Regions from separate parts of the Homo sapiens genome. Here region 2 is linked to region 1. Evidence: read pairs that join two places in POLR2A ChIA-PET (ENCODE). Cell type or tissue: Panc1. All regions are shown on one strand. Each heading gives the region's core, and the rest is flanking DNA. Links, peaks and the distances in the headings are about the cores only. Region 1 holds the start of LOC124904811 (small nucleolar RNA U13). Region 2 overlaps VPS13D (vacuolar protein sorting 13 homolog D).

What was found. Peaks named below come from ENCODE experiments on the same cell type or tissue, not always from the same donor. Only the 100,000 strongest peaks of a DNase experiment are listed, where the experiment ranks them.
Region 2: POLR2A ChIA-PET joins it to region 1 with 5 read pairs; 2 of 35 experiments call an interaction of 5 or more read pairs at or near these places.

What each region holds. Positions count from the first base shown.
Region 1 is chr1:12,728,536-12,745,002 of GRCh38, reverse strand. LOC124904811 (small nucleolar RNA U13) reads right to left here and starts at 5,267; the gene lies at 5,164-5,267. AADACL3 (arylacetamide deacetylase like 3) reads right to left here. Exons shown (of 4, transcript NM_001103170.3): 4 at 16,243-16,467. In Panc1, for the core only: no CTCF peak of the experiment used is centred there; no DNase peak of the experiment used is centred there; H3K27me3 peaks cover 1,276 bases.
Region 2 is chr1:12,407,362-12,423,828 of GRCh38, reverse strand. VPS13D (vacuolar protein sorting 13 homolog D) reads right to left here. Exons shown (of 70, transcript NM_015378.4): 64 at 8,608-8,742; 65 at 7,002-7,169. It also overlaps the pseudogene LOC124904680. Among named protein-coding and RNA genes, the nearest start is that of SNORA59A, 92 kb to the left of the region's middle. In Panc1, for the core only: no CTCF peak of the experiment used is centred there; no DNase peak of the experiment used is centred there; H3K27ac peaks cover 195 bases.

The sequences.
Region 1 (16,467 bases), core at 4,822-12,821:
CATTCTCCTGCCTCATCCTCCCAAGTAGCTGGGACTACAGGCGCCTGCCACCACGCCCAGCTAATTTTTTGTATTTTTAGTAGAGACGAGGTTTCACCGTGTTAGCCAGGATGGTCTCAATCTCCTGACCTCGTGATCCGCCCGCCTCGGCCTCCCAAAGTTCTGGGATTACAGGCATGAGCCACCACACCTAGCGCGGTATAATTCAATTTTCAAAACCTTTTATTGTCGCATAAAACACAAATATCAAAAAGTACGTTAAAAATAAATGTACAGATAAATGAATTATGGAATAGCAAAACCCCACAAAAAACACTGAGCTGGTCAAGAAATAAAATATCGCCAGCACGCCCAAAGTACTCCACATGTCCCTCCCACTCACAACCCATTCCTCCCCTAAAGGAAACCACTCTCTTGACTTCTATAGCAATCACTTCCTTGCTTTTCTTTATATGCTTACTGCCAAAGTATGCTCTTAAACAATAATGTTCAGTTTTGCCTGTTTGGGGACTTTCATATAGTTTCAATCCTATAGTATGCAATGAGTCTGATTTCCCCAGTGGGGTTAATATTTTTAAGATTCACGCATTTTGCATGTAACCATGGTTGCTGTGACTGTTTTATACATGACAGTCATTGGAAAGACCACCAGCATGGCTAAATAGTAAAAAGAAGAGCTTTAATGGCGATAGCAGTTTGCAAACTGCACAGAGAGACAGTCTCCAGCATGGATCAGAGGTACTCTCTCTTCCAAGAGAGGAAGGACAGGTTGGGTTTCATGCTTCACAAGGCCTGTGTTTATATATATTCAGCAGGTTTGGGGGGAAGCTATACATACTTATGAGTGGAACTGAGCACATACACAATGGAAAAACATGTATGTAACATACATCTTTCCTAAACAATAATGTTTAGCTTTGCGTGTTTGTGGACTACATATAAATGGAATCCTATCGTATGTATTTACTCAAGTCTAGCTTGTTTTCCCCAATATTGTTAATGTGTTTAAGATTCACCCATGTTGCACATAGACATGGCTGCTATGACTGTTTTGTACATGATCGTCATCCGAAAGACCACCAGGGTGGCTGAATAGCAGGACAGCTTTATTGGTGATACCGGTTTGCAAAGTGTGGGCCAGGTTTTAATATTAAATGAGGTGGAATTTGGTTCTTTATGTCAAAAGGTGAAATATAGGACACAAAGAGAGTTTGTGCACAGCCTCTATAAGCTGGCTGAAACTGGCTTTAGGTCTGCAATAACTTGCCAGAAAAGAATGTTTGTAAGGCCAGTCCTCTGTCCAATCAGAGTTGTAGTGGCCTAGGTTGTAAATCAGCCTGAGGGGCCCTATTATTAGGGAGTTTAGCAAGGGTCTTTTTTCCTATAGCCACAGAAGATTAGAAATTTGCCATGCTGAGACCGAGCACGGTGGCTCATGCCTATAATCTCAGCACTTTGGGAGGCCAAGGCAGGTAGATTGCTTGAGCCCAGGTGTTCGAGACAAGCCTGGACCACATGATGAAACCCTGTCTCTACAAAATACACAAAAATTAGCCAGGTGTGGTGGTGTATGACTGTGGTACCAGCTACACGGGAGGCTGATGTGGGAGGATTCCTTAAGCCCAAGAGGTAGAGATTGCAGTGAGCCATCATCTTGCCACTGCACTCCAGCCTGGGTGACAGAACAAGACTTTGTCTCAAAAAAAAAAATTATCAGGCCAGCCAAGCTCTGAACCCTCAACCTGTAGGTAGCTTTTGTTTCCTTAGCCTTAGGGTCTTAGTTGATACAGGGGCGTCTATTTTGGTCTCTCAGATCACATGATACGTATATCCTGGTGCTCAAATATAGCCATTTCTCTAGGGCAGTGGGTCTTAAGCATTTTGGCCTTGGGACCTCTTAATCTCATAAAAATTATTGAGGACTCAGAGGGCTTTTTAAATGTGGATTATATTAGTGGTGCTGGAGCCAGGTAGCACCTGCTCATGAGAGCCAGTTTCGATCTCTTCCCAATCCCATGCTCTATGAAGTCACATTGGTAGCTTGACATCAGTCGCAGTGGGAATATTTACACCACAGAATTGGCAAAGGCTACATATCAGGCTGCTGGGTTTTTTTTCCCAGAAAATGAGTTTGTCAACATGTTACTGGTTATATTCATCAATGTTTACCATATTAGAAATTAAAACAGTCTGGGCACAGTGGCTCATGTGTGTAAACCCAGCATTTCGGGAGGCCAAGGCAGGAGAATTACTTGAGCCCCAGGAGCTCAAGACCAGCCTGGGCAACGTGGTGAAGCTCCATTTCTTAAAAAAATATATACACAAAAAATAGCCAGGCGTGGTAATGCACGCCTGTAGTCCCAGCTACTAAGGAGGCTGAGATGGGAGGATCCCTTGAGCCCAGGAGTTTGAGGCTACAGGGAGCTACGATCATGCCACTGCACTCCAGCCTGGGTGACAGAGAAAGACCCTGTCTCAAAAAAAGAAAGAAAGAAATTAAAACAGAAATTTAAAATATATTTATTAATTTCCAAATAACAAAAAAAAACTCATTTCATGTTAACATAATTAATTTTTTAATAAAGATTAAATCCATTTTCCAAAACAAAAAATTTGAATAAATTTTTTGCCCATTGGTGATTTTGGTGGTCATCTGGAAAATATTGCTTTACTAAGCTGTGTAGCTCTTCCAAACTATACAATATTTTTAAAAAGCACACTTGCTGCTGGTTACAGTGGCTCACACCTTGTAATACCAGCACTTTGGGAGGCTGAGGCGAGCAGATCACTTGAGCCCAGGAGTTCAAGATCAGCCTGGGCAACATGACAAAACTCCATCTTTACAAACAAATACAAAAATTAGCCAGGCGTGGTGATGCACAGTTGTAGTCCCAGCTACTGGGAGAGTGAGGTAGGAGGATGGCCTGAGCCCAGGAGGTCAAGGCTACAGTAAGCAGCGATTGCACCACTGCACTCTAGCCTGGGCAACAAAGTGAGACCCTGTCTCAAAAAAGAAAAAATCACATTTGCTAACATCATTACTGATATGGTCAGAAAAGCATTGAACTATTAGGAAGTTGTTAAGCTCACAGCGGTGGACGCAAGCTTTCCAAAATTCTAGTTCTAGTTTGAAAGCTCAAAATTTTGTTATTGGCAACAATTAATCTCAGTTGTTTTCCTTGAAGCGACAGACTTACCTCATTCATTTTCAAGGAAACATCAAGAGAACATTTCATCGGGAGGCTGAGACAGGAGAATTGCTCAAACCTGGGAGGCGAAGTTTGCTGTGAGCCGAGATCGCACCACAGCTCCAGCCTAGGCAACAGAGTGAGACTCCGTCTCAAAAAAAAAAAAAAAAAAAAAAAAAATTCAAATTTAAATAATCATGGTTTGTCTGTGAATAATCATGGTCTGTCAAGTAAAAATGGTGTTTCATTTAAAAAAAAAAAAAGCCTGGCTAATTAATTCAGGTCACAACTCAATAATCCACACAAATGCTCTTTCTCAAGACAGCCCTCACCCTTGGATGTGCAACGTCAGTGCCTTATTTGTATCTCTTTCCCATTTCATCACACAGAGTGCTAAAAAGGCATTTGCTCAGGGTCAAGATTTGATCAAATAACTGTTACTTCTTCATCAAAGGACATTCTTAAGTGAACTTAATTTTTTTGTTTAAACTGTGAGTGTGTGGCAGTGAAGAATAAAGGATACTAATATAATTAATGGCACGGCCTTGATTCGTTCACAGGTGCCAGCAATTTTACCCACAAATGCTTTTGCACCATCAAAGTAAGCACTGTGGACCAGGCGCAGTGGCTCGCACCTGTAATTCCAGCACTTTGGGAGGCCGAGGCAGGTGGATCACCTGAGGTCAGGAGTTCGAGAACAGCCTGGCCAACATGGTGAAACCCTGTATCTACTCATAATACAAAAATTAGCCAGAGGGTGGTGGTGCACGCCTCCTCAGCTACTTGGGAGGCTGAGGCAGGAGAATCACTTGAACCAGGAGGTAAAGGTTGCAGTGAGCCAAGATCGTGCCATTGTACTCCAGCCTGGGTGACAAGAGCGAAATTCTGTCTCAAAAAAAAAAAAAAAAAAAAAAAGCACTGTAGAAAAGGGCAAATAACAAGTTAGTATTATTATGAAAATTGTCGGCTGGGCACGGTGGCTCACACCTGTAATCCCAACACTTTGGGAGGCCGAGGCGAGCGGATCACGAGGTCAGGAGTTCAAGACCAGCCTGGCCAACATAGTGAAAGCCCATCTCTACTAAAAATACAAAAAATTAGCCAGGCATTGTGGCGGGCACCTGTAATCCCAGCTACTCGGGAGGCTGAGGAAAGAGAATTGCTTGAACCCGGGAGGTGGAGGTTGCAGTGAGCCGAGATCGCACCATTGCCTCCAGCCTGGGCAACAAGAGCGAGACTCCATCTCAAAAAAAAAAGTAAAAGAAAAAAAAGAAAATTGTTTTGACCCTCCAGGCCCCTTGAAAGGGACTTGGGACCTCCAAGCATCTGTGGGTCTCACTTTGAAACCCACTGCTCTAGAATAAATACGTAGGAGTGGAATTGCTACATCAGAGAGTGCATATGTGTCTCCAGCTGTACTAGATAATGCCAATTATTTTCCAGAGAGTAGTATCAATTTACATTCCCACCATGAGTGTACGGGTGTTTCCATTGCTCCACACCTTCCGGAACTTTTTCAGCATCCCAAACAGAAACTCTGTACCAATTAAGCTGTAACTCCCCATTCTCCCCTTCTCCTAAACCCCTGGTATTCTCTCTTCTCCTTTGTCTCTGTGAATTTGCCTGGTCTAGGTATCTCATATAAGTGGAATCATATAATACTTGTCCTCCTGTGTCAGTTTTCTTGCATTGAGATAATGTTGTCAAGATTCATCTATGTTGTAGCATGTATCAGAACTGCATTCCTCTTTAGGCTGGATGGTATTTCCGTTGTATGTATTTAACACATTGTTTATCCATTCATCTGGTGATGGACATTTGATGTGTTTTCACCTTCTGGCTTTTGTAAATATAATCCTGGTATGAACACTAGTATACAAGTAGCTGTTTGAATCCCTGCCTTCAGTTCTTTGGGTTTATACCTAGGATGAAATTGGCACCACAAAACTGCTTTCTTCTCTCTTTTTTTTTTCCAGGTCAGATGGGTAATGTGCTGACGTCATAACAAGGTTCGAGGGTGGTACATCTCACACACATACATGAACACCCAATCATCAGGTTCACGAACCACAAAAGCATCTGTTTTCCACAGCATCTGCATCATTTCTCATTCCCACCAGCAGAGCACGAGGGTTCCCATTTCTCTGCCTCCTCACCAACACTTGTTATTTTCCAGTTTTTAAACAATAACCAGCCTCGTGGGTGTGAAGTGGTATGTCATTGTGAATTTAATTTCCCCTAATGACTAATGGTATTGAGCATCTTGTCATGTGCTCATTGGCCATTTATAGATCTACTTTAGAGAAATGTCTATTCAAGTCCTTTGCCCATTGTTTTGTTTTGCTTCATTTTTTATTTTAGGTTCAAGGGGTGAATGTGCAGGTTTTTACACGCATGTATTGCAAGATCCTAGAGCTTGGGCTTCTAATGATCCTGCCACCCAAGTAGTGAACATAGTACCCAATAGGGAGTTTTCAACGCTTGCCCTCCTTCTCCCTCCCCACTTTTGGAATCCCTGGTGTCCACTGTTCCCGTGTTTGTGCCCATGTGTCCCCAGTGTTGAGCTCCCACTTATGAGTGAGAACATGTGGTTTTTGGTTTTCTGTTTCTGCATTAATTCACTTAGGATAATGGCCCCCAGCTGCATCTATGTTGCCACATTGTACATGATTTCATTCCTTTTTCTGGCTGTGTAGTATTCCATAATGTATATGTACCAATTTTCTTTTCTTGTCTTTTCAGAGACAGGGTCTCACTCTGTCACTTAGGCTGAAGTGCAGTGACATGATCACAGCTCATTGCAGCCTCAACTTCCCAGGCTCAAGCAATCCCCCTATCTCAGCCTCCTGAGTAGCTGGGACTGCAGGTGCATACCACCACACCTGGCTAATTTTTGTATTTTTGGTAGAGACGAGGTTTCATCATGTTGCCCAGGCTGGTCTCGAGCTCCTAGGCTCAAGTGATCTGCCCACCTTGGCCTCCCAAAGTGCTGGGATTACAGGCGTGTGCCCCTGCACCCAGCCTGTACCACATTTCCTTTATCCAAGCCACACCATTGAGGGGCACCAGGGTTGATTCCATGTCTTTGCTGTTGTAAATAGTGCCGCAATACACATACAGGTATAGGTGTCTTTTTGGTAGAAGGGTTTATTTTCCTTTGGGTAAATACTTAGTAATGCGATTGTTAGGTCTAACTGTAATTCTATTTTTAGTTCTTTGCCTTTGCTCATTTTTAAATCAGGTTTTGTGTGTGTGTGTGTGGCTGAGTGTTACTTCTTCCTTGAATATTACATAAATCAAGCCATCTGGGCCAAGAGGTTTCTGTTTGGTCTTGTTTTTGTTGGAAGGCTTTTCTATTTTAGATTCACTATCTTTATTAGGTACAAAATTACGTAGGTTTTCTGTTTCCTTTCCCAGTTTTGGTAAGTTGTATTTTTCTAGGAATTTATACGTTGCACCTAAATTTTCAAAATTTTTGACATATGTTGCTCATAATGTCTTCTTATTATCTTTTTATATCTCTAGGGCCTGTATTAAAGTTCCCTTTATGCCTAATATTTACTATTTATGGCTTTTCTCTTTTACTTTATTGGTCTCACCAGATATTACCAATTTTATCCGTCTTTTCCAAGAGCCAAAACATGGCATGGTTGATCATCTCTATTGTGTGATTGTTTTATTTTAGAAATTTTCCTTTAAAGATATAAAAAATAATTTAAAAAATAAAAGTAAATAAAAAATACTTTTAAAAACTTTATTTTTTTCATTATCTTCCTTATATTTTCTTTGGATTTGTTTTACTATCAGTTTTCTAGTTTTTTGAGATGGATGTTTAGTTCATTAATTTTCAGCCTTTATTCCTTTCTTCTATATGCTTTTAAGACTATAAATTCCCTTAATTGTTGTTTTAAGGATATAAATTCCCTTAACTATTATTTTTCTGCCTCCCATAGTGGACTAAACTATTTTCTATTACTTTAGTGTTTACCAAAGAAATTACCATGCACTCATGACTTAGCAAAGTCTAATCTTGGTTGATACTTTTACCCTCCTCCCAGAAAACTCAAGGACCTTAGAACAATTTAACTCTATTTGGTCCCTTCCAGATCTATATGCTATTATGTACTTTAATTCTCTCTCCTACATATTTTACATTACATGAGTTATTATTATTATCATTTTATAGTTAGCATTTACTTAGATTTGCCCACATATTTGCCATTTGCATTATTTTTTATTCCATTCTGCATCTCTGACCTCCCATCTGTGATCATTTCCCTTTTTCCTGAAGAACCCTTTAGAATTTCCTTTAAAGGAGTTCTGCTAGTGGCAAACTTCCTCAGTTTCTATTTATCTGAAAACATCTTTATTTCACTTTGATTCTGAAGGATATTTTCGGTGATGGTAGAATTCAAGTTTGGCAGTTACTTTTCTTCACACGTGGAATAAATTTTTCCACTGTTTCCTGACTGTCATTGTTGCTTCTGAGAAAACAAGTGTCAGTTTATTAATTCTTTTAAGGTATCTGGGCGATTATTTTGTTTTGTTTTGTTTTTAAGATTTTCTCTTTATCTTTGGTTTCCTGCAGCATTATTCTGATATATCTAGGTAGGAGTGGATTGCTTTACACTGCTTGCAATATGCTTCTTGGATTTATGGGTAAATGTCTTTCAATCATTTTAGGAAATTCTCAGCTATTATCTGTTCAAATATGGCTGCTGCCTCCTTTCTTTCCACTCTCCTTTTAGGAAAACAATTACATATTTGTTCTTTCTTATCACTGAATCCTCAATGCTTCTGGTCCCCTCTTCTGTATTTTCTATCCTTTTGTCTCTTCATGCTTGATTTCTTATAGTTTCTTCCGACCTAGATTCCAGTTTACATAACTTTTCTTCAGGTGTGTCTAAGGTGAAATCAAGCCTGTTAAAGCGAACTAAATATGGCCTGAGGAGGACTCTGTACTTCTCTGTTTGAGTCCTTGTAGACAAATCATAACCTAGCTTAATAGGCAGACAAGACTGAAAACCTAACGTAGGAGTATGCACCTGTAACAACAGCTGGGTCTTGGCCATTCCCAGAAGCCATATTTCAGCCATCCACAGGCTGCTGAGTGTTCAAACTGTGTTCAAATAAGGCAAAAGCCAACCTGTAACCAATCCAGCTGTTTCTGTACCTCACCTCCAATTTCTGTATGAAACATCCCCCCCGTTTTTTGTTTTTTGTTTTTTGTCTATAAATTTGTTCTCACCACAAGGCACCTCTGAAGTCTCTCTGAATCTGCTATGATTATGAGGGCTGCCCAATTTGTGAATCATTCACTGCTCAATTAAACTCCTTTAAGTTTAACTTGGCTGAAGTTTTTCTTTTGACAAGTCTATCTGTTGAATTTTTATTTTGTTTACTGTATTCTTCAGTTCTGGAATTTCTATTTGTTTCCTATATATACGTGTGTGTGTTTGTGTGTGTGTGTGTGTGTGTGTATTAATGCTATGTTATTTTTTCCATTTTAATTTTTTAAATTTCGTTTTGCCTTCTGAACTTTTAAATTACCAGTTTCAACTTCCTCAAATTTCAAATTTAGATTTTTATCTCCTTCAGCATAGTAAGCAGACCTCTTTTACAGAATTTGGATTTTTCTTTTCTTTTCTTATTTTTACTCTTGTTTCTGTGGGTTCTTACTTCTAGCTCTTTTCTTCTCACGTAGCTGGTATCTTAAAAATTCTTTGCAAAAACAATGTAAAGCCTAGAATGTTTCCTTCCTCCAGAGATGATTGCCATTTGCTTTTCCAAGCACCTGTGAACATTAGAAATTGGGCACCACTTTAATCCAATATATGGATTGGATTATGGAACACTTTAATCCAATCCCATTCACATTTTCAGTCACTGTATAATCACAATGCAATGTGCTCAGAACTATGATAAAGGAACTACAGTATGCTATGCAAGCCAGAAGGAGAAGACTATAAACCTGACTGGAGTAGGAAGGCTTACCGGAAATGCAAAGTCTAAAGTGGGACTCAAGGAGTGAATAATGAATTGACTTCTTCACTCCTCATCCACTATGACCTAGAAACACTTCTTAAAGATGGCAAATCAGTTTCAGGTTATTGCAATGGGAACCGAATGGTTGTAGGGTGGTGGATTTGGAACTCAGACCAACTTGGCTTCCAATTCCAGTTCTACCACTTACCAAGAAACTTTGAACAAGTTTCCTGGCCATGTCAACCTTGGTTTCCTGACCTATGAATTAGGAAGACATATTATATGCTTCATAACATGATGAGGATTCAATGAGATGTCACCTAAAAGCACCCGGTAAAATGTTTGTCACATAGAAAAGGTCAAAAAAATTGTCAATTCTTTCTTCTCTTTGTGCCTAAACCAAGTTTACTCTAGTAACAAAATTTATTCCTTTTCCTTCATTAGCAGAGTGTATTTGAAAATTTGGGGCAGAAGAATCCCAAGGGAAGTCATTCTAGATTCTCTTTGAATAGAGAATTCCTGCATACAAGACTAACTTCTTAACCCCACCAAGGGCTTTGCTGTGAGTCCAGTCAACAGCACTCCCTACCCCCTACAATTGAGTCTAACAAGCAGCATATACCTAATCACAACTTTCATTAAGTCAGCATGAACAACCCATTAGATATGATGATCCCCATTTCAAGGCAAGAAAACTGAGGGGCTGGGAGGTTAAATGTTGGGTCTCTGATTGGCTCCAGATCACGTGTTCTGCATCATTCTACCTCCTGGAGGGGCCTTGGGAATGCAGCAGCAACAAGTCCAAAATTTATCTCTTCCACATAAAATTAAAACTCCTCGGTTCTTTAGTGATGACAGCCAGGGAATTATTTCATAGTAATGGAGATAGAGCATTGAGTGTTTTTACTATGACTAGAAATGCTTTGAAACTGAACCCCAGGCACTGCCTTATCTGATTTAACCTTGTACAGCAATTTGCAAGACAGCCAGCTGCCATGTTGGAGCAGCGGTGCTCTTGTCAGGGAACCAAACAAGCTTTGGCAATCTGCATAACTAGGAACCAGTTTGCTGACTCTGACAACTTTTGCTTTGTTAAATGGAGGCAAGGATATTTGAGGCAAAAACCCACTAATGGTTTGAGTCAAGGAACTTTCCTTTTAAAATACAGATATACCGTACCAACTACTTCCCATCCTACAATTATCAAACCCATCAGTTTTCTTTTTGCTTTAGGGATTGGTTGTTACAATGTGACTACTTCCCTCCCAACTGAGATCTGATGATAAAAGGAAATGAAACAAGCATTTTGTTAGTATTTATCAACATTTAAGTTGTACCCTGCTAACAGTTCTTGGATCTATCACAGAGAATCACATGTGCAGAAGGAGATGTGTGCAGAAATGCTCACTACAAATTTGTTTGTCACATTGAGAAACTGAAAAACAGACCAAATGTGTCCAACAGTAGGGAATGGCTAAAAAGTGTAATATTGCCAAACTACAGAATACTATTCAGCAGCTAAAAAGAGTAAGGCAAATCTATTTTTCTCAGGCTGAATTTCTTAGATATACTATTGAGTGAAAACTCACTCCCACACAATAATAGTGGGAGACTTTAACACCCCACTGTCAATATTAGACAGATCAACGAGACAGAAAATTAACAAGGATATTCAGGACTTGAACTCAGCTCTGGCAGACCTAATAGACATCTACAGAACTCTCCACCCCAAATCAACAGAATATACACTCTTCTCAGCACCACATAGCACTTATTCTAAAATTGACCATATAATTGGAAGTAAAACACTCCTCAGCAAATGCAAAAGAACAGAAATCATAACAAACAGTCTCTCAGACCACAGTGCAATCAAATTAGAACTCAAGATTAAGAAATTCACTCAAAACCACACAACTACATGGAAACTAAACAATCTGCTCCTGAATGACTACTGGGTAAATAATGAAATTAAGGCAGAAATAAATAAGTTCATTGAAACCAATGAAAACAAAGACTCAATGTACCAGAATCTCTGGGACACAGCTGAAAGCAGTGTTTAGAGGGAAATTTATAGCACTAAATGCCCACAGGAGAAAGGGGGAAAGATCTAAAATCAACACTGTAACATCACAATTAAAAGAACTAGAGAAGCAAGAGCAAACAAATTCAAAAGCTAGCAGAAGACAAGAAATAACTAAGATCAGAGTAGACCTGAAGGACATAGAGACATAAAAAAACCCTTCAAAAAATCAATGAATCCAGGAGCTGATTTTTTGAAAAGATGAAAAAAGTAGACTGCTAGCCAGACTAATCAAGAAGGAAAGAGAGAAGAATCAAACAGATACAATAAAAAATGATAAAGGAGATATTACCACTGATTCCACAGAAATACAAACTACCATCTGAGAACACTATAAACACCTCTACTTAAATAAACTAGAAAATCTAGAAGAAAAGGATAAATTCTGGACACATACACCCTCCGAAGACTAAACCAGGAAGAAGTCAAATCCCTGAATAGAACAACAAAAAGTTCTGAAATTGAGGCAGTAATTAATAGCCTACCAACCAAAAAAAAAAAAAAAAGCCCAGGACCAGACAGATTCACAGCCAAATTCTAACAGAGATACAAAGAACAGCTGGTACCATTCCTTCTGAAACTATTCCAAACAGTACAAAAAGAGGGACTCCTCCCTAACTCATTTTATGAGGCCAGCATCATCCTGATACCAAAACCTGGCAGAGACACAACAAAAAAAGAAAAGTTCAGACTAATATCCCTGATGAACATCGATGTGAAAATCCTCAATAAAATACTGGCAAACCGAATCCAGCAGCACATCGAAAAGCTTATCCACCATGATCAAGTCAGCTTCATCCCTGGCATGCAAGACTGGTTCAACATATGCAAATCAATAAACATAATCCATCACATAAACAGAACCAAAGACAAAAACCACATAATTATCTCACTAGATGCAGAAAAGGCCTTCAATAAAATTAAACACCTCTTCATGCTAAAAACACTCAATAAACTAGATATTGATGGAACATATCTCAAAATGATGAGCTACTTATGACAAACCCATAGCCAATATCATACTGAATGGGCAAAAGCTGGAAGTATTCCTTTTAAAAAACCAACACAGGACAAGGATGCCCCCTCTCACCACTCCTATTCAGCATAGTATTGGAAGTTCTGGCCAGGGCAATCAGGCAAGAGAAAGAAATAAATGGCATTCAAACAGGAAGAGAGGAAGTCAAATTATCTCTGTTTGCAGATGACATAATTGTATAATTAGAAAACCCCATCATCTCAGACCAAAATCTCCTTAAGCTGATAAGCAACTTCAGCAAAGTCTCAGGATACAAAATCAATGTGCAAAAGCCCAGTCATTCCTATACACCAACAATAGACAAACAGAGACTCAAATCATGAGTGAACTCCCATTCACAATCGCTACAAAGAGAATAAAATACCTAGGAACACAACTTACAAGGGACCTGAGGATTTTTTCAAGGAGAACTACAAAGGACTGCTCAAGGAAATAAGAGAGGGCACAAACAAATAGAAAACATTCCATGCTCATGGATAGGAAGAATCAATATTGTGAAAATGGCCATACAGCCCCAAGTAATGTATAGATTCAATGCTATTCCCATCAAGCTACCATTGACTTCCTTCACAGAATTAGAAAAAACTACTTTAAATTTCATATGGAACCAAAAAGGAGCCCATATATCCAAGACAATCCTAAGCAAAAAGAACAAAGCTGGAGGCATGATGCTATCTGACTTCAAACTATACTACAAGGCTACAATAACCAAAACAGCATGATACTGGTACCAAAACAGACATGAAGACCAATGGAACAGAACAGAGGCCTCAGCAATAACACCACATGTCTACAACCATCTGATCTTTGACAAACCTGACAAACACAAGCAACGGGGAAAGGATTCCCTATTTAATCAATGGTGTTGGGGAAGCTGGCTAGCCATATGCAGAAAACTGAAACTGGACCCCTTCCTTACACCTTATACAAAAATTAACTCAAGATGAATTAAAGACTTAAACATGAGACCTAAAACCATAAAAACCCTAAAAGAAAACCTAGGCAATACCATTCAGGACACAGGCATGGGCAAAGACTTCATGACTAAAATACCAAAAGCAATTGCAACGAAAGCCAAAATTGACAAATGGGATCTAATTAAACTAAAGAGCTTCTGCTCAGCAAAAGAAACGATCATCAGAGTGAACAGGCAACCTACAGAATGCGAGAAAAATTTGCAATCTCTCCATCTGACAAAGGTCTAATATCCACACTCCACAAGGAACTTAAACAAATTTACAAGAAAAAAACAAACAACCTCATCAAAAAGTGGGTGAAGGATATGAACAGACACTTCTCAAAAGAAAACATTACGTGGCCAACAAACATGAAAAAAAGCTCACCATCACTGGTCATTAGAGAAATGCAAATCAAAACCACAATGAGATACCATCTCATGCCAGTTAGAATGGCAATTATTAAAAAGTCAAGTAACAACAGATGCTGGAGAGGATATGGAGAAATAGGAAAACTTTTACACTGTTGGTGGGAGTGTAAATTAGTTCAACCATTGTGGAAGACAGTGTGGCGATTCCTCAAGGATCTAGAACCAGAAATACCATTTGACCCAGCAATCCCATTACTGGGCATATACCTAAAGGATTATAAATCATTCTACTATAAAGACACATGGACACATATGTTTATTGCAGCACTATTTACAATAGCAAAGACTTGGAACCAACCCAGATGCCCATCAATGATAGACTGGATAAAGAAAATGTGGCACATATACACCATAGAATACTATGCAGCCATAAAAGAGGATAAGTTCATGTCCTTTGCAGGGACATGGATGAAGCTAGAAACCATCATTCTGAGCAAACTAACACAGGAACAGAAAACCAAACACCGCATTTCTCACTCACAAGTGGGAGTTGAACAATGAGAATACATGGACACAGAGAGGGGAACATCACACACCAGGGCCTGTCGGGGAGTGGGGGACAAGGGGAGGGATAGCATTAGGAGGGATTACAGGAGTGAGCCACTGCCCCTGGCCTTGTTTCCTTTCTTAAATTAAAAAAAAAAAAAATTTTAGAGACAGGTGTCTCACTATGTTGCAGAGGTTGTATTCAAATTCCTGGGTTCAAGCAATCCTCCCAACTCAGCCTCCTGAGTGGCTGGGGCCACAGCATGCACCACCATGCCTGGCTTGTGGTCAGTAATCTTGGTGTTACTACTGTAATTGTTTTGGTGCCACGAACCACACCCATATAAGACAGTGAACTTAATAAATGTTGTGTGTTCTGACTGCTCCACTGACTGACACCCTCCCATCTCTCTCCCTCCCTTAGGGCCTCCCTATTCCCTGAGATTTCAACAATATTGAAATTTGGCTAATTAATAACCCTACAAGGAACTGTAAATGTTCAGGTGAAAGGAAGAGTCACACATTTCTCACTTGAAATCAAAAGCTAGAAATGATTAAACTTAGTGAGGAAGGCATGTCAAAAGCTGAGACAGGCCAAAAGCTCTATCATTTACACCAGTTACCCAACTTGTGAATGCAAAGGAAATGTTCTTGAAGGAAATTAAAAGTGCTACTCCAGAGAAACATGATAGATAAGAAAGAAAAACAGCCTTATTGCTGACATGCAGGAAAATGTAATGATCTGAATAGGAGATCAAACCAGCCACAGCATTCCTGTAAACCAAAGCCTAATCCAGAGGAAGAGCCTAACTCTTTCATTCCATGAAGGCTGAGGGGGAAGTGAGGAAGCTAGCCAGGGTTTGGTTCAAGAGGTTGAAAGAAAGAAGTTGTCTCCATAACATAATCATAAAAGTGCAAGGTGAAGGAGAGCTGATGGGGAAGCTGCAGCAAGGTATCCAGGAGACTCAGCTAAGATGATTGATGAAGGTGATTACATGAAACAAAAGATTTTCATTGTAGATGAAACAGCCTTCTATGGGAAGAAGATGCCATCTAGGGCTTTCATAGCTAGAGAGAAGAAGTCAATGCCTGCCTTCAAAGCTTCAAAGAACAGGCTGACTCTCTTGTTAGGAGCTAATGCAGCTGGTGACTTTAAGTTGAAGCCAATGCTCATTTCCATTCCAAGAATGGGCCCTGAAAAATTATGCTAAATCTAGCCTCCCTGTGCTCTATAAATGGAACAAAGAAGCCTGGGTGCCAGCACATCTATTTACAGCATGGTTTACTAGATATTTTAAGCCCACTGTTGAGACCTACTGCTCAGAATAAAAGATTTCTTTGAAAATATTACTGCTTATTTACAAGACACTTGATAACCCAAGAACTCTGATGAAGATGTACAAGGTTAAAGTAGTGTTCATGCCTGCTGACACAACATCCCTTCTGCAGCCTGTGGATCAAGGAGTATTTTGACTTTCAAGTCCAATTATTTAAGAAATACAATTTGTAAGGCTATAGTTGTCATAGACAGTGAGTCCTCTTATGGACCTCAGCAAAGTAAACTGGAAAACTTCTAAAAAGAATTCACCATTCCAGATGCCATGAGGAACATTCATGATTTATGGGAGGTGGTCAAAATAACATCATTAACAGTTTGGAAGAAGTTGATTCCAACCCTTATGGATGACTTTGAGGGGTTCATGACTTCAGTGGAAGATGTAACTGCAGATGTGGTGGAAATAACAAGAGAACTAGAATTAGGAGTGGAGCCTGAAAATATGACTGAATTGCTTCAATCTCATGAATAAGTTGGCCAGATAAGGATTTGCTTCCTACAGATAAGCAAAAATCGTGGTTTCTTGAGATGGAATCTACTCTGGGTGAAAATGCTATGAACACTGTTGAAATGACAACAAAAGATTTAGAATACTACATAAACTTCATCGATAAAGTAGCATAGGGTTTGAGAGGACCACCTCCAGTTTTGAAAGAAATTCTACTGTGGGTAAAATGCTATTGAACAGCATCATCTGCTACAGAGAAATCTTTCATGAAAGGAAGAGTCCATTGATGTGGCAAATCCACTGTTGTCTTATTTTATTTTAAGAAATTGCCACAGCCTCCCCCACCTTCAGCAACCACCACCTGCAGCATCAACATCAAGGCAAGACCATCAACCAGCAAAAAGATTACGACAATTTAGACATTCCCATGAATGTAACATACACATCTTTGGAATGTGGGAGGAAGCTGGAGAACTCAGAGAAAACCCACGCAGACATGGGCAGAATGTGCAAACCCCACA
Region 2 (16,467 bases), core at 5,226-13,225, 320 kb after region 1:
AAATGCTGTTTCTTAAACAAAAGGCAGATGGGCCCCTCTCTCCTCAACAAGGTCATAGTATATATGATAGAAGGCTGGCTGATGGCAGGGGCTGGCTGAGAGTCTCTGTGCAGGGACAGGAAAGTCAGTTTCCACTGGATCATGGCTAGGCACCAAATCTGGTGTCCTGGGACAAAGGGCTGGTGAAAGGTTTGCTTCGAAAAGAAGCAGCTCCTCCACACTGCTGTCCCAAACAGAAACCAAAGAAATGGAACAAAATGGTATTTAAAGTCCTAGCTAGATTTTCTACTGAACTATCTGAACTGTCTGAATTTCTCGTTTTCTCGGTCTCAACTTGCTTATATTTATCTTCAGACAGTTTTCCTAAAAGTTATCAAAGTTCACTGTGGGACTAGGTAGGGCTTTTTGTTTGGTTTGCTTTTTATTTTATTTTTTTGGTTTATTTGTTTAACACATAGAGGCATGTCTAGAATAAATCTTGTAGTTAAGTGATATCTCAAAAGTCTAATTAAAAATGAGAACTGAGATGCCAGTACAGAAGAGCCAGGTCTCAGCTCTGTAGTGACCTGGCTGATCTTGGGAAAGTCACCTGACCAATCTGGGCCTCAGTTTCTTCATTTACATAATGGGGCTGAAAATGCCCATCTAGCTACTGACCAGGTAATTCTGATGATCAAATGATATCACATGAGTAAAACCATGGTTGCAATTGCCAAGGTTCTTATTGCCTATAAAGAAGACAGTGACAGCCACAACCAACCTAACACGAGAATGACGGTGGGCACCAGCACTTCCTGAGGGCCTGCTTTGTGCCAAGAATGCTACCATAGTGGTCACTGACCAGCTACACAGTGACATCAAATAAGAGGCTTCTGGTGGGAAGTCAGCAGTAATTAATGTTTCATATTCTCTGCAGTGCCTAGAAGAATGCCTTACAAACACAAAGGAAAAACATCCTGTAAGAAAAAAAAAAAAAAAAAGACCTTCAAAATTAGCTGGACTTGGATTCAGATCCACCCCTGTCACCTCTAGCTGTGTGACCTTGAAGACTTAACTTCTCTAACTCTCAGTTTCCTGATTGGCAGAATAGAGCTTAACATACAGAAGACAATGTATATAAAGGGTCTCTCACCAAGCCTAACCAACAGGAGGTGCTCAACAAATGTTTATACATTAGTATGTATTCCACAATGAAGTGCAGTGTTTCAACCCTGTTCCTACACCTTTTCCTACTAATGCTGTTTGTACCAAGAAATCATCTAAAAAATTAGATCTCTGTCAAATTCATAAAAAACAAAACTGATTTAAGACAATGAAACAATGGCTAAAACAACATAGAATAAAATGCATTAACTAAAAAGTGGCAGAAAACTCACATCTCCTTGACAAAAATTTGATCTGCAGAATTTGAGCTGGGAAATTTGGGCCTGGTAGAAATAAATACCACAAAGCAAAAGAGAAAACTACCATACAACTATAAAAGTTATTAGTAAAATTAACATGTAGCAAACAATGAACAATGAATTCTAATTTACATGAATAGCAAATAACCACTATGAAAATAATTTGTTAAGAACACGACAAATTATGAAAATATCTGTATTCATAAACACAGAATCAAAACAAACATGGGATCAAAAAGGTACCCAGAATCAAAAGCATCCTATATTGACTTGATAAAGACATACTGAAGGGGATGAGGCTGGGCGCAGTGGCTCAAGTGTGTAATCTCAGCACTTTGGGAGGCCAAGGAGGGCAGATCACTTGAGGTCAGGAGTTCAAGACCAGCCTGGCCAACATGGTGAAACCCCATCTCTACTAAAAATACAAATTAGTCGAGCATGGTGGCACATGCTTGTAATCCTTGTAATCTCTGCTACTCTGGAGGCTGAGGTGGGAGGATCGCTTGAACCCAGGAGGGCAGAGAGTTCAGTGAGCCGAGATTGCACCACTGCACTCCAGCCTGGGCGATAGAGTGAGACTGTCTCAAAAAAAGGGGGATGGAAAGTAGGACAGAATGAGCAGAGGTTTCATTAGTGATGACTGAAAGTGCTTCTCTCCTTTGCTGGAAGAAATTAAGTATGCTGTTGGCTTTCTTCCCTTAGGAAGACCAGATAACAACGGTGCAGAGCAAACACAGTTTCTACAGGGGCAGAAAAGACAGTGGGATCATTTGCTCTATTGTTAATATCTGAGATTTTGTTAATTTAAGAAGTACTTTATTTATTTTGTTGAGGATAGCTATGTATGTGAAAATATCACACAAGAATGAAGGTAAAAATGAAGCTAGAGTCTATAAGAGAGGAAATTTCATCAATAGGGGGCCCTCCCAGTTCTCTGCCTTTAAAAGATGTTAGAGTGTCTTGCAGATATTCTTCACATGACACACAACTAGAAGAAAGTATACTTTTTGCAACTCATGCTGCAGAAAGAAACTTTCTCCTCTGACATGGGTTTGGAATATGAAATGCTGTCATTTTCTTAAATAAATCACATTCAGAGAAGACCTTCCAGAAGCGATTGCCTTGCCATGACCTCAGGAATGGGATCAGATCTTTGAAGTTCCGCTAAGGGCTAGAGTCATCTTGCCAAGACCCAGGCAGGGGAGTCATGGGTTAGATGCTCACAATTTGGTGGCTAAGACTTAAATCTTACATTTGAATCCATATGCTGATTTCTAGCGTTGGGAGATGAGAAAGAAAGGCAAAGAGAAATAACTGAGATAAAAGGGCATAGGTTATTTCCTACTTATATTTCCTTGAAGCCAGTATTAAATAAATTAAACAACAGAGATGAAATGAGACGTTTCTTTTGCAGGAACGCTCTGGGGGGAGAAAAAAGAAATGAGAAATTCCACAAGTGGATACACTATAGACCTGAAATTTAAAATTTGTGCATCTATCCACAGATGACTAAACCCTACAGGTCTATTATCTTCTTATGTGACAGAATGAATTCCTTTTAACTCCTCACTGGGTTTCATATACTTCATCTCTTTTGCTCCTCAGGCCAGTGTGACAGGGGGAGTTACCATCATCTTTTCATAAATGTTAAAAACAAATCTCTTAACAGAGGAAAAGATTATTTAAAGGTAGAAATACAATTAAAGTGCTGGCAATCCTGACTACCAGCCCCAAGCTCCCCTCAATGTACAAACGTATGTCTATAATAATGGCTTACAATCTTTGGAGGCAAGAATCTCTCCCTGAGGATACAAAAGAAACATTGGACCCTCATCCCAGAAAAATGCACATTTATACAATATTTACAATTAATTTAAGAGGTTTATGAACTTCTCCACTACACTCAAAGCCCATTCAACCAGGCTAAAGCCCTCTGGTCTTTGCAGTAAAGTGCAGTGCACTGGCAGGGGCTCAATGAGGTGCAGTTCTGTCCCCTCTGACCCTTTTTTAATCACTGGAACTCAGGCACTCTTTAAAGCAATAATTGACACAGGCCAACAGTTGATTCTTGTGGTCATTTGTACTTCCTCAAACTCCTCTGGTCTACACAGAGAAACAAATAAAACATTCCCCTAAAACAACTTTAAACGTTGATTTCAACCCACAAAACTACAAGAAAATGCACATCTTTAGTCCAACCACATACGTGCAGAATCACAGATGACCTGAATGGGTATTCAACTGATAGACCCATTTAGATCTACCATTTCCTATAAGAAGTGGTCATTTTGTGTTTATTTGCTTTCTCATCTTAGAGATATAACTAGTTTTTACATCTCTATAAACACCTAAGATTGCTGGTATCAAAATACAGTCATGTGCCAAATAACAATTTGGTCAACTACGGGCTGCATATACGACAATCCACCCATAAGATTATAATACCATACTTTTACTCTACCTTTTCTAGGTTTAGATATCTTTAACATGCTGTACAGTTTTGCGGCCTAGGAGCCGATAGCCGAGGTGTGGAATAGGCTGTATTCCATCTAGGTTTGTGTAAGTATACTCTATGATGTTCGCACAGCAATGAAATCACCTAGTAAAATGATTCTCAAAATGTATCCCTGATGTTAAGCAATGTGATATAGTATGGTGTTTGTCCCTCAAATCTCATGTTGAATTATAATCCCCAATGTTGGAGCTGGGACCTGGTGGGAGGTATGTGGATTACAAGGGTGGATTTCTTATGAATGGATTAGTACCATCCCCTTGGTGTTCATGATATTGAGCAAGTTCTCATGAGATCTGGCTGTTTAAAAGTATGTAGCACCTCCCCCTTCTTTCCCTTGCTCCCACTCCTGCCATGTGAGACACCTGCTTCACCTTCCACCATGATTGGAAGCTTCCTAAGACTTCGCCAGAAGCAGATGCTGGCATCATGCCTCCTGTACAGCCTGCACAACCATGAGTCAATTAAACCTCTTTTCTTATAAATTACCCAGTCTCAGGTATTTCTTTAGAGCAAAGCAAGAATGGACTAATACACAATCTATGCCTGTAAATTACATAGCAATCCCCTCAGCTGCAGCCTGTGGCTCCAATACTAGTAGCTTATTAAAGGCAAGACAACTATATGAAGGAACCCAACCCCATGGGAAGGGAAGTTCCCATACCAGAGGACTCGTTCCCTGGAAAGCAATACCCTTATATAAATCTGGCAACATACAAAGCATGATACCAAATCAAATGTATTATCACTGCCCCCAGGCCTTCATATAGATCCAGGATGAGGGTGGGGGTAGGGAGGACACTGCCCTTTCTTTCTGCCTAAGTTATAATCTCATGCTGACCCTCAAGCTTCAAAAACAGTTTTTCAGGGAAAACAGAAAAACCAGGAAACAAACGAGACTTCCACAAACCAAGGAGAATAAAGGGCCAATCCTTTCACTAGGATGTTGCCAGGAGACCCTGGAGAAACTCCTAGGAGGTCTCTCCTGTTGAGATGTCACAGGCACTTGAACAGCTTCTTCATTCTTAACCCAGTGAACTATGGAGGTTCCTAAGAGTCAAACTGGCCCTGATGGGGTTTGACTCTCCTACTCTCAGTGTCCCAGACCCTCCTTCTCTGTAGTTCATAATAGATTGGTTTTCATTTCAAGAGCACTAATGGCTTCCTGGTGGCTCAAGTCTCCATGCAAATACTACAGTCAAAGTAATGACCTATTTATCTTCTTCACTCTGTATTTTTCAAAATTTTTGTAACGTCATACCTTATTTTGTTCTCACAATAAACCTGTAAAGTAGGTGCATTTCTATTCCACAGTGAGGAAGTCCTATTGTTAAATCATAAGCATCTTCATTTTTAAAATTATGGTAAAGCCCAGGGTACAAAAACAAAGAAATTATAAAACCAAGAAGACTTTCTTATGTCAATTAGAATTCAATAAAGTTAATAAAATTTAATAAAATATGTTAACTGGGCATTTACAACTAAATATTTAAGTTCATTCATTTATATCAAGTCCAAGAGCTAAAGCAAGAAGAGTGAGGGATCTGTGTTACCACTATGAGGTTTTATGATGCGTGAGGGGTAAGGGAACATGGGAGTGTGAGAAAGGATTCAAGGCAGAAAAGTACACGCTAGTTCAGACTTTGAACCTGAGTCTCACCACTTTCAAACCATGAGTGGGAAAGTCTCTCTAAAAGACTGTTGCTGTCTGGGTACAGTGGCTCACACCTGTAATCCCAGCACTTTGGAAGGCCGAGGTTGGTGGATCACTTGAGGTCAGGAGTTCGAGACCAGCCTGGCCAAATGGCAAAACTCCGTCTCTACTAAAAAATACAAAAAATCAATGGGGTGTGGTGCCGGGCACCTGTAATCCCAGCTACTTGGGAGGCTGAGGCAGGAGAGTTGCTTGAACTCGGGAGGCAGAGGTTGTAGTGAGCAGAGATCACACCATTGCACTCCAGTCTGGGCGACAGACCAAGACTCTGTCGCGAAAAAGAAAAGAAAAAAGAAAAAGAAAAGACTGTTGCTTATTTTGAACCACAAGCCAAACAGTACACTTTAGTCTGGTTCAATAATCCTACAGAACTGATCTGACCAATCTATCATCCCTAGAAAATAGTTTGGGGAAAAAAGAATAAATTCTCAGCTTTCACACATTATTAACGAGAACACCATACCACAGAGAAATGCTATTCAACTCGACTCTCTTACCTCCTCTTCAAGATACATTTCTACGCGGTGCCACAAAGATCTCTTTGGTAAAGCTACTTTTATGTCATATCACCCTGTGGCGCAAGTACACCTGTGATCTCACTACAAAAATGCTCTCTCCACAGTAAATAAGCAGAGAGTACAGGTGTTTCCTCCAAATGAGTTCATTCATGAAAAAGCCAGTCTCTACAAGAAAAGTGTGTTGAGATGAAAGGAAGAGAAAAAAAGCAGAGCTCTTTGGAGGGCTGTATGTCAAATAGCAACTACCTTCAACTCGCTTCACCTTTTCCAGCTTCGCATATAATCAATTCCTGCCAGAAAATACAGAGTGAACTAAGAAAATGTCCACGAATTAAGATGTCAGTGAACAAACCAGTCAACTAGCTGCAAGATACTGGAGAATGACATCACTGTCCATCTGCTGCTGGTTTCAGGTGGCTTAAAAGGTTGTTGTCATTATAGAAGGCTGTACTTCAGCTTGGACTTTCCCTGTAAACTGTGGGCAATAACTGGTAGATCTCAGGCAGGAGAATGGCACAATCCAGTGAGTTCATTCTGGTGGCACAGTGAAAGGTGTAGGGGTCATCGTGAAAGGTCCAGGGTGCTGGGGGCTATTGCAGTGACCCAGGTAAGACATACGCAATGCCTGGACTAAGGCAGTGGCAACGGAGAGGAAGGAGGAAGAGGTATTTCAGAGGTGGACTCAGTGCACCTGGTGGCAGGTGACTGGAGGTGAGGAAAAGGCAAGGCATGTGGGCAATGAAGCAAAAGCCATGAATATAACTTTTCACAGCCCATTAACTATAAAAGAAATTGTAGTACTGTAGAGGACTCGTGAGGTTAATTATAATGGAATTTCACCTCTATTTCCTTACCTTGGCAGCAGAGTTTGATACTCCGTGTGTAACATTTCTGATGAGGCCCCCGACATTTCCATATTTTATCAGTCCAGTAACCCCTTCAGAAACATCATTCAAAAGCCCCATAGGATTGCCAAGAAAATCCACTGATCCCAGGATTCGAGCTGCCTGGCTGAGGAGTTCCTGCCAAATGGAACAGGAAGAGAAAAGTCCAATCAGCATCTACTTATATTTGCAGATACCAGTGTCCCAAGCGAAGAGCTTAGAAATCTATTTTGTTCTCCATTCTCATTACTACAAGTAACGAGATTAAAAGCTTTTAATCTTCATCAACTGCAAAATAATCTCCTGTCCTTTCAGGAGCACCACCTAAGCTTCTCCCAATACACATATCCCAATACACATACTCTTCCAAGCCAGTTAGAAGAATAAAAATAGCTATGAAACAGGAAGCATTCTTATGAGTATTTGCTACTATATACATCATACTCTCCTTTTCATCATGCCTACAAATAGAGAAGTAATCACCAGCAGGGAGAATTACAAAAGGAAAGTGAGGAAGAGAGGTAGATTTACAGTTCCTCTCATAAGCTGTGGTGTGGGTGGGGGGCCTGAAGAAGGCATGGAGAGACTTATCAAGCAAACCTCCACTGTTTCTTTCTCTGAAGCAGGGTCTCAGTCACACAGGCTGAGGTGAGGTGGCATCACCGTGGCTCACTGCAGCCTTGACCTCCTGGGCTCAAGCAGTCCTCCTACCTCAGCCTCCCGTAGCTGGGACTACAGGCAAGACCTCTACAACCAGCTAATCTTTTTTTTCTATATTTTGTAGAGATGGGGTCTCAATATGTTGCCTAGGCTGGTCTTGAACTCCTGAGCTCAAGTGATCCTCCTGCCTTGGCCTCCCACCAAGTACTCGGATTACAGGTGTGAGCCACCATGACTGGCCCCTCCACTCTTTCTGTACTTCCAATTGCCTGATCCCAGGTTCCAGTGATATCTGCTGTATCACTTTCCTTAGTTAGGTGGAAATATCACCAATTAGGATAGTCAAAAAAGGAAACGGGGAATGGAGAAAAGGAAGTGAGAATAAAATATATTTTAACTTTGAAAGCTATTAAATTTGATACGATCTTGACCTATCTATTCATTGAAGATTATGCCTTGCCTTTACTTTTTGATCTTTGCAGTCTGGATAATAAATACAAAATGGAAAATGTCCAAGGTGATTTAAAAAATTTCAAGTTCAACCCAAATGCAGGATCCCACAGACTCTAAGAACATGGGTGTAGTTGCTGAAAGAAGGCCCATGCCTGGTAAATAAAAACATTATTTTGTTATTATTAAAGCATCAACTAAACCATTAAGAGTCATGATTAATCTAGCAGGAACCCCTCAGACTAGCTCTGAGGGATGAAACTAACAGCTCATAGGTCAAATGTACTATCTCAGGATTTTCATGACACATACGGGCTTCTTGGGAAGTGACCTGACCCGTAACACAACAGAGTTGAAATGTTTAACTGGGTTCTCAATAGTAATGCCTTAGTAACCAAAATTCCCAAACAACTAAAACAAACATTCTGCTTATGCTCCAGCCAATGATTACTTCTCCAAGCCTCACCTCCTGGAAATGTTTGAGGATATCATTGATGATGAACTCCTTGGTCTCATAGGGATGTACCCGAGTGAATGGATCTAGATTAATCACAGCGTCTTCAAACCGTATCAAAGGAAACCCCAAGGTGCTTTTTAGGGCCTAATTAGGGAAGAAAGGAAATGACATACTTAAGTCATATGATGGCCTTCTGTGATACTATAATTCTAGATTCCATTAAAGCTACAAGTCATGTTAACTTTCGAATGAGGGTCAGGTTTTGATGTTTATAAATAAGGATTTTCCCTATAACTATAAAAGTAAAATACTAGGGAAAAATACATATATAGACAGACATATATCACCCAAGTCACATGTATCACACAGAAATAAACACTATCAGTTTGTGTCATAATTCCTTTTAGTCTGTTTTGTATCTGTTTGTCATGTTTTACTTTTTGACTGATGTAAACCACACACACAGAAAAGTATACTAATCAAATGTATAGTTCAAAACCCAAATGATTTTTCCCAAAGTGAACACAATAATGTAACCACCACCAGATCAGAAAGCAGACTGTTATCCCCATCTTGGAAGCAGCCCACTCACCATGAGCATGCTCCCACTCCCTCCTCCTTCCTCCCCAAAGACAACCACAGTGATGACATCTATCACTACAGGTAAGTTCTTCTGCTTTAAACTGCATATAAATGGAATCATCAGTATGCACTTCGTTGTAGGTGGCTTCTCATAGACAACATTACATATGGGGGTTTCCTAGATTGTTGCATATAGCTGTAGTTTGTTAACGTCCATTGCCATATAAATACTCCATTGCAAGAATAAAACAATGTATTTAACCACCATTGTTGATGAAAAGTTCAAAAGTTGGGTTGTTTCAGGCTTTTTGATATTATGAATAATGCTGCTATAAACAACATTAGACATGTCTATGGCAGACTAGATAACAGGTTCTCACTCTGTTGTCCTGGCTGGAATGCAGTGGCACAATCACAGCTCACTGCGGCCTTGACCTCCTGGGCTCACGCGATCCTCCCACCTCAGCCTCCTTAGCAGGTGAGGCTACATGTGCAAACTACCATGCCCAGCTAATTTTTGTATTTTTTGTAGAGAAGGGTTTTCACCATGTTGCCCAGGCTGGTCTCAAACACCTGGGCTCAAGCAATCCGCCTGCCTTGGCATCCCAAAGTGCTGCGATTACAGCTGTGAACCACTGCTCCCTGCCTAGCTATGTCTTTTGGGGCACATTTATGCATTTTTCTTGGACATATACCTGGGAGTGGAACTGGGTCATAAAGAATGTACATGCACAATCTTAATATATTCTGCCAAACAGTTTTCCAAAGTGGTCAAACCAGTTTATGCTCCATTCAGCAGTCTACAAGATCCCTTGCTATTCTACACCCTCATCAACACTTGGTATAGATCGTTTAAAAAAAAAAAAAAAGATATTCTGGCTAGGAGTGGTGGCTCATGCCTGTAATCCCAGCACTTTGGGAAGCTGAGGTGGGAGGATCGCTTGAGGCCAGAAGTTCAAGACCAGCCTGGGTGAAGAAGTAAGACCTTGTCTCTACAAAAAGTTTAAAAATTAACTGGGCATGGTGGCGTGCGCCTGTAGTCTCAGCCATTCAGGAGGCTGGAGGAGGAGGATCACTTGGACTTTGAAGGTCAAGGCCACACTAAGCTGAGATCATGCCACTGTACTTAGCCTGGGTGACAGAGTAAGACCCTGCCTCACTCTTTCTTTCTCAAAAACAGAAAACAAAGTCTCTGTTGCCCAGGCTGGAGTACAGTGGCGGGATCTTGGCTCACTGCAGCCTGGACCTCCTGGGCTCAAGTGATCCTCCTGCCTCAGCCTCCCCCTACAGGTACATACCACCACGCCCAGCTGATTTTTTTTTTTTTTATTTTGGAGAGACAGGGTCTCACTTTGTTGCTCAACTCCTGGCCTCAAGTGATCCACCCATCTCAGCCTCCCAAAGTGCTGGGATTACCGTGGCTGACCCTGTCACTTAAAACAAACAACGACCAAAAACAAAAACAAACAAACAAACAAAAAAACACCCAGAAAATCTGAACAGTGTGTAATGGTATCTCAGCATAGTTTTGACAGATAAACTGATGGGTGTGTAATGGTACCTCAGCGTAGTCTCTTTTCAGTTGAGAAGTGAGATTAAGCAACTTTTAAATGCATAAGCCATTTGGATATCTTTTTGTGAAGTGCTTATTGAAGTATTTTGCTCATTTTTGTAGTGAGTTCATGTTTTTTATTTCTTACTGCTTTGTAGGAGTTCTTATATATTCTGTATACCAAGTCCTCTGTTGAACAGATGTGTTGCAAATATCTTCTTCCATTCTGTGACTTATCTTACTACTCTTTAAATGGTGTCTTTTAATGATCAGACAGTCTTAATTTTAAGGAAATCTGCCTTATCAATATTTTCTTATATGGTAAGAGCTTTCTGTGTCCTGGTTAAGAAATTTTTGTCTACACCAAGGTCATAAAGATATTCCCACGTTTACTTATACAAGTTTTATTGTTTTACTCTTCACACCTAGATTTTATTTATGCTCCACCTAGAATTTATTTTTATGTACGGTAGGAGGGAGTGGCCAAGATTCATTTTTTTCTGATAAATATTGAACTAAGTAATATTTACTGAAAAGGTCATCCGTTCCACTACCGCAGTATGGCATAAATGCTGTCAAAAGTCACGTGATGGTATTATACATCCATTTCTGGATTCTCTCTTCTGTTTCACTTTGCTCTGCTTTCTACTAATGCCACACTGTCTTAATTACTGTAGTCTTGTAATAATTTCTGAAATCGAATAGTGTAAGCTCTCCCCAACTTTGTACTTTTTCTCCAGGGTTACCTTAGCTGCTCTTTGCGCTTTTCAACTGCAGAGAAATTTTAGAATCAGCTTGTCAATTTGCTTCCAAAAAAACTGCTGGAATTTTCATCAGGACTGTACTGAATCTACAGATCAATTTGAGGAGCAACGACAACTTTACCGAATCTTCCAACTTATCGACATGGTATGTCCCTTCATCTATGTGGGTCTTTAATTTTTCACAATAATGTTTAATTGTTTTCTGTGTAGAGGTCTTATACGTCTTTGGTTGGGTTTATTCTTAGATACTGTGGTAGATTTAAAATGACCACATATTCTTTGCATCTTCTGTCAAGTGGTGAAGTCTATGTTCCCTCCACCTGAATCTTCACTAGCCTTGTGATTTGCTTCAGCCAATAGGATGCGAGAGATATAATAATGTGTGACCTTTGAGCCTGAGCCTCAAGAGAGCTTGGAGCTTCTGCACTGCCTGTTTTGATGCTTCCACCACGTGAAGAAGCTGGGAGTAGCTTCCTTGAAGATGGGAGACCATGTGGAAAGGGGTTCTGCTGACAGCCAGCACCAATCCGCTGGACATGAGACTGAGGTCATCTCATACCATTTAATCGCGTTTAACTGCCAGGTGAGTGCAGCCATATGAACAACCACTGGTGAGACCAGCAGAAGAAACACCCAGCTAGGTCTAGTCCAAATTATTAACCCACAGAATTGTAAACAAATAAGATGGTGGTTGTTTTAAACCACTGCAATTTGGCGTCATTTGTTACACAATAATAGATAATGATACAGTAGTTAATGTTTTCTTTCTCTCCCTCCCTCCCTCCCTCCTCTTCCCTCTCATCTCTCTCTCCTCCTCCCCCTTCTCTCTATCCCTCCCTCCTTCCTTCCTTCCTTCCATTTTTGTAGAGACAGGGTCTCCCTATGATGCCCAGGCTGGCCCTGAACTCCTGGGCTCAAGTGATCCTCCCACCTAGGCCTCCCAAAGTGCTGGGATTACAGGTGTAAGCCACCACACCCAGACCTGTTTTCTTAATAGCCTCCAAATTTTTCTTTTCTCTGTTATTATTGCTGACATGTAGAAATATAACTGTTTTCTATACTGTCTCTAGTGACCTTACTAAATTTACTTATTCTAATAACTAATCTGAAAATACTTTTAGATTTTCTAGTAAACGATCGTGTTTTCTACAAATAACGAACTTTTTATTTTCCTTTCCAGCTCCTATGCCTTTTACTTCTTTTTCAAAAAGATCATCCTTGACTTATTTTACTGGCTGAACTCCCGTGTAACGGTGAAAGAAGTGGTGATAATGGGTATCTTTCCTTTATCTCAAGAAAAAGCTTTTACTATCTCACCAATTAGTATGATGTTTGTTGTAGCTTTTTACCAGATAGACCTAAACAGATGAAAGCAGTTATCTTCTATTTTTAGCTTGCTGAATTTTTACTGTAGATGGATGTTAAAGTTTGTCAAACAGCTTTTATGCATTTTTAAATAATCATATTCTATTTTATCGTGTTGATGTGGTAAAATACCAAATTTATCTGCAAATGTGAAACTGAATGTGCATTCCAGGAAAAAATCCAATTTGGTTATATTAGCCTTCTTACATATTTCTGTTTTTGATTTACTAATATTTTGTTCAGATTTCTTTCTTCTATATTCATGAAAAAGTGCTGGTCTATAATTTTCCCTTATTATTTGATAATTTTTTTAAAAAAATTATAGTTTTCTGGTAAACTTCTTAGATACCTTCATAGTATTTTAAATTCTCTGTCTAAAAATACCAACATCCAGTTTATCTATGGTTCTGTTTCTAGTGTTTGTTTTTTCTCTTGGTCTCATCTCATCTTGGCCTGGTAATTTGTGACTGAATGCAACATTTTGTATGAAAACTTACAGAGACTTTGGATGAGTTTTTAGCTTCTGGTAGGCAGTTAGAGTAAGAAGCATAATGCCTAAATCAACCAGGGTTTGGGTTTTCTCAAGGCTGTGTTTCAGTCTTTATCTAAGTTCTGGTGTGTTTTAGTCCTTATGAGGCCTGGTGTAGTCCTTTAGCAGTCTCAACGAAAACCAATGCCATTCCTCCACTTTTAATCTCCCTAGTACCACAAAACTGCTTAGAAGACTGTTTAAGTTCTTCAGCCTCTTAGCTGCCACTTTTTGCTTGATTTCTCTCAGACTGTGTCACTTAGAAATCATCAAATATCTCAAGAAAGAAAGTACCTCAGATTATTGGGGTTTGTTTTCTGCCTGTCCCTTCTCTGTAAGATATTAGCCCTTCAATTACCAGCTCTCTTAGTAGCAATGAAGTCTAAGTTTTGCTTTGCTAGCCCCATGAGACTGCCAAAAGCTTTACTTGCATTCTCTGCCTGTTGGCAGCTGCTTTCTGCTTGGCTTCTTCACCTTTCTCCCCACACTGCTTACAAATCAGAAAAAGTCTCAAGAATAAAAGCAAAATAAATGTTGGGCTCACCTTACTGAGTTTCTCTCCTCTCATAAATCTTGAACTCTCCAGTCCTGGCTGTTTTGGTAGCTTTCCAATGGCTTCACATGGACACTCCCCAACCCCGCCCCCACGATCTGTCTTTTCTTGAAGTTCTCAACTAGCCTGGGTCTGCTATAAGCTGGTTAACAATCTCTGGATATGGGTCTATTTTCTGATTATATCTTTATTTAAAATGATTGATATTTCAAGGTGTTTACAAGGCATGCCAAATACTCTTCCTTACCGAATATAAAAACACTTTTTCATGCTAATATTACCAGTAAATCTCTGATTCACTTGGAATTTATCCTTACATAAAGTGTCAAGAATAAATCTAATTTTATATTTTTTCTATTGTGATTTAGTCTAATAGCACTATTGAAAAGTCTATATACTCCCCACTGAATTAAAGTCTCTTTATTATATATTAAAATTTCATGTGCAACTTAATGACATTTCTATTCTGTTTTCTTACTTATAATCTTTTTGCATGTGTCTTCTGAGACTGCCTTAAATTATTTTGGAACAAGAATACATTTAATTGAAATTCAATCATATAATGGAAGAAAGGGTGAAATTTTTTAAAACCATAGAGAAGGGAAAACTTTTTTGTGACTCAAAATTCAGATTCAAGACTATGCTTTCAGGGATCATTTCTACAGTTTGTTACTAGAGAATTTCTCTGAACATGTAGTTTTCAAAAAAAAATTAGATTCAAAACAGCAAAAGACTAATAAATTTGACAACATAAAAATAAACAGCTCTTGTATAATTAAACACAAACACACACACACACACGCCAAAAGCAAAGTAAAAAGACAAAAAGCTGAAGAAAAAATACTTGCAACTTTCATCAAAGACATAACTTTTAGAAAGAGCTTCTAAAATTAGAAGAGATAAAAGGCCTGACAGAAAAATAGACAAGTGACATAACCAGACAGTTCACAGAGAAAAATCTGGACCTTTAACATACAGATCAGGAAAAGAAGAAGTAGAATAAACGAAAACAGAAATAGGCAGAGAAGCAACAGAGCAAGAGGAGAACCAGAAAGGACAGATGTCAAGAACAGGGAAGTCAGCAATGTCAAAATGGCAGAGGATGCTACAAAGATAAGGCTAGAGAGAAAGGTCACTGGACTTGGTGCCTTGGGAAGTCACTGATAACCTCCTGCTAAGTAATTTCAGAATATTTTAGAGATTAATAGCAACCTCAAGTTGAGCTGGGCCCAGCGGCTCATGCCTGTAATCCCAGCACTTTGGGAGGCTGAGGTGGGCAGATAACTTGAGCCCAGGAGTTTGAGACCAGCCTGGGCAACATGGTAAAACTCTGTCTCTACAAAAAAATACAAAAATTAGCCAGGCATGGTGGCACGCACCTATAATCCCAGCTACCTGGGATGCTGAGGTGAGAGGATCATCTGAGCCCAGGAGGTTGAGGCTGCAGTAAGCTGTGATCATGCCACTGCACTTCAGCCTGACAGAGTGAGACCCTGTCTTCCCCACCCCGCAAAAAAGTCCAACATCAAGTTAATTCAGCCTAACTCTCCCTCTCTCTCTCTCTCTCTTTGGTATAAATAAAACAAGAAATGTTAAGTGGATGGCCTAAAGTCATATGGCTAGCTACTTGATTTTAGACTTGAATATGTGCATTTTCACAATAGCAACTACCTATTAGGTAGAAAGCATGAAAGCCAGAATGGAGGGTATTATTTCTCCTGAAAAATGTTCTGCTATTCATTCACCCATGCCTCACCCCACCTCATGGTGAGTGATGATAAAGTACGTGAGCAGGCCTTATTTTCCTCATTTCACTGTCGGAGAAACTGAGTGAACGTTCAGTAAGCTCAACTGCTTTGCTTAGAGTCATAAAATAAACACGCTGGGAAAACAGGGTACTGACAATCAGTTCAGCACTCTGTTTTGCCAATACTACTTTGAGCGTTACTTTATTCTCAGAGAAGAGAAAATGAGATCAAAACAAAGGCTTAAGGTAAAAAGCTTTTATACCCCAACTTTGTCCTTGCAACCAAATATTAAAGAAGAACCACACAAAGTAGCAAAGACTTTGAAACCTCTACTGAAATGTCAAAACCTTCATCATAGACACTATTACCTTTCCGAATGACTAAGGTGCTTGGTCTGAATCGAGGAAATATTCTGGCCCTTAAGTAAAAGTTATCCTTACCTAGTCATTTACTGCTTTTGGGACTCCACATTTGAAAAAGCTGAGATACAGCCCAGTGGTATGAATTATTCTGCCACCTTCAGGTTAATCTGGACAGTCAAAGTCGAGATGAGGGAACGAGCCAAACAGGGCTTATTCTTGTAGTAACTAAATGACTAATCAAATACAGTAGTATACAAAGTTGATGCTTATTTACTCAAGCAGCAGACAGTTTCCTGTTATAAAATGGATTTTGGAGAAGGCAATCTTGTGTTCATAAGCTCCTAATAAAAATAGGAAACTGTCTATTTCTACCTCCCCACGCGAAAACTGCTGAAGTCTTCCAGAAACTTCATA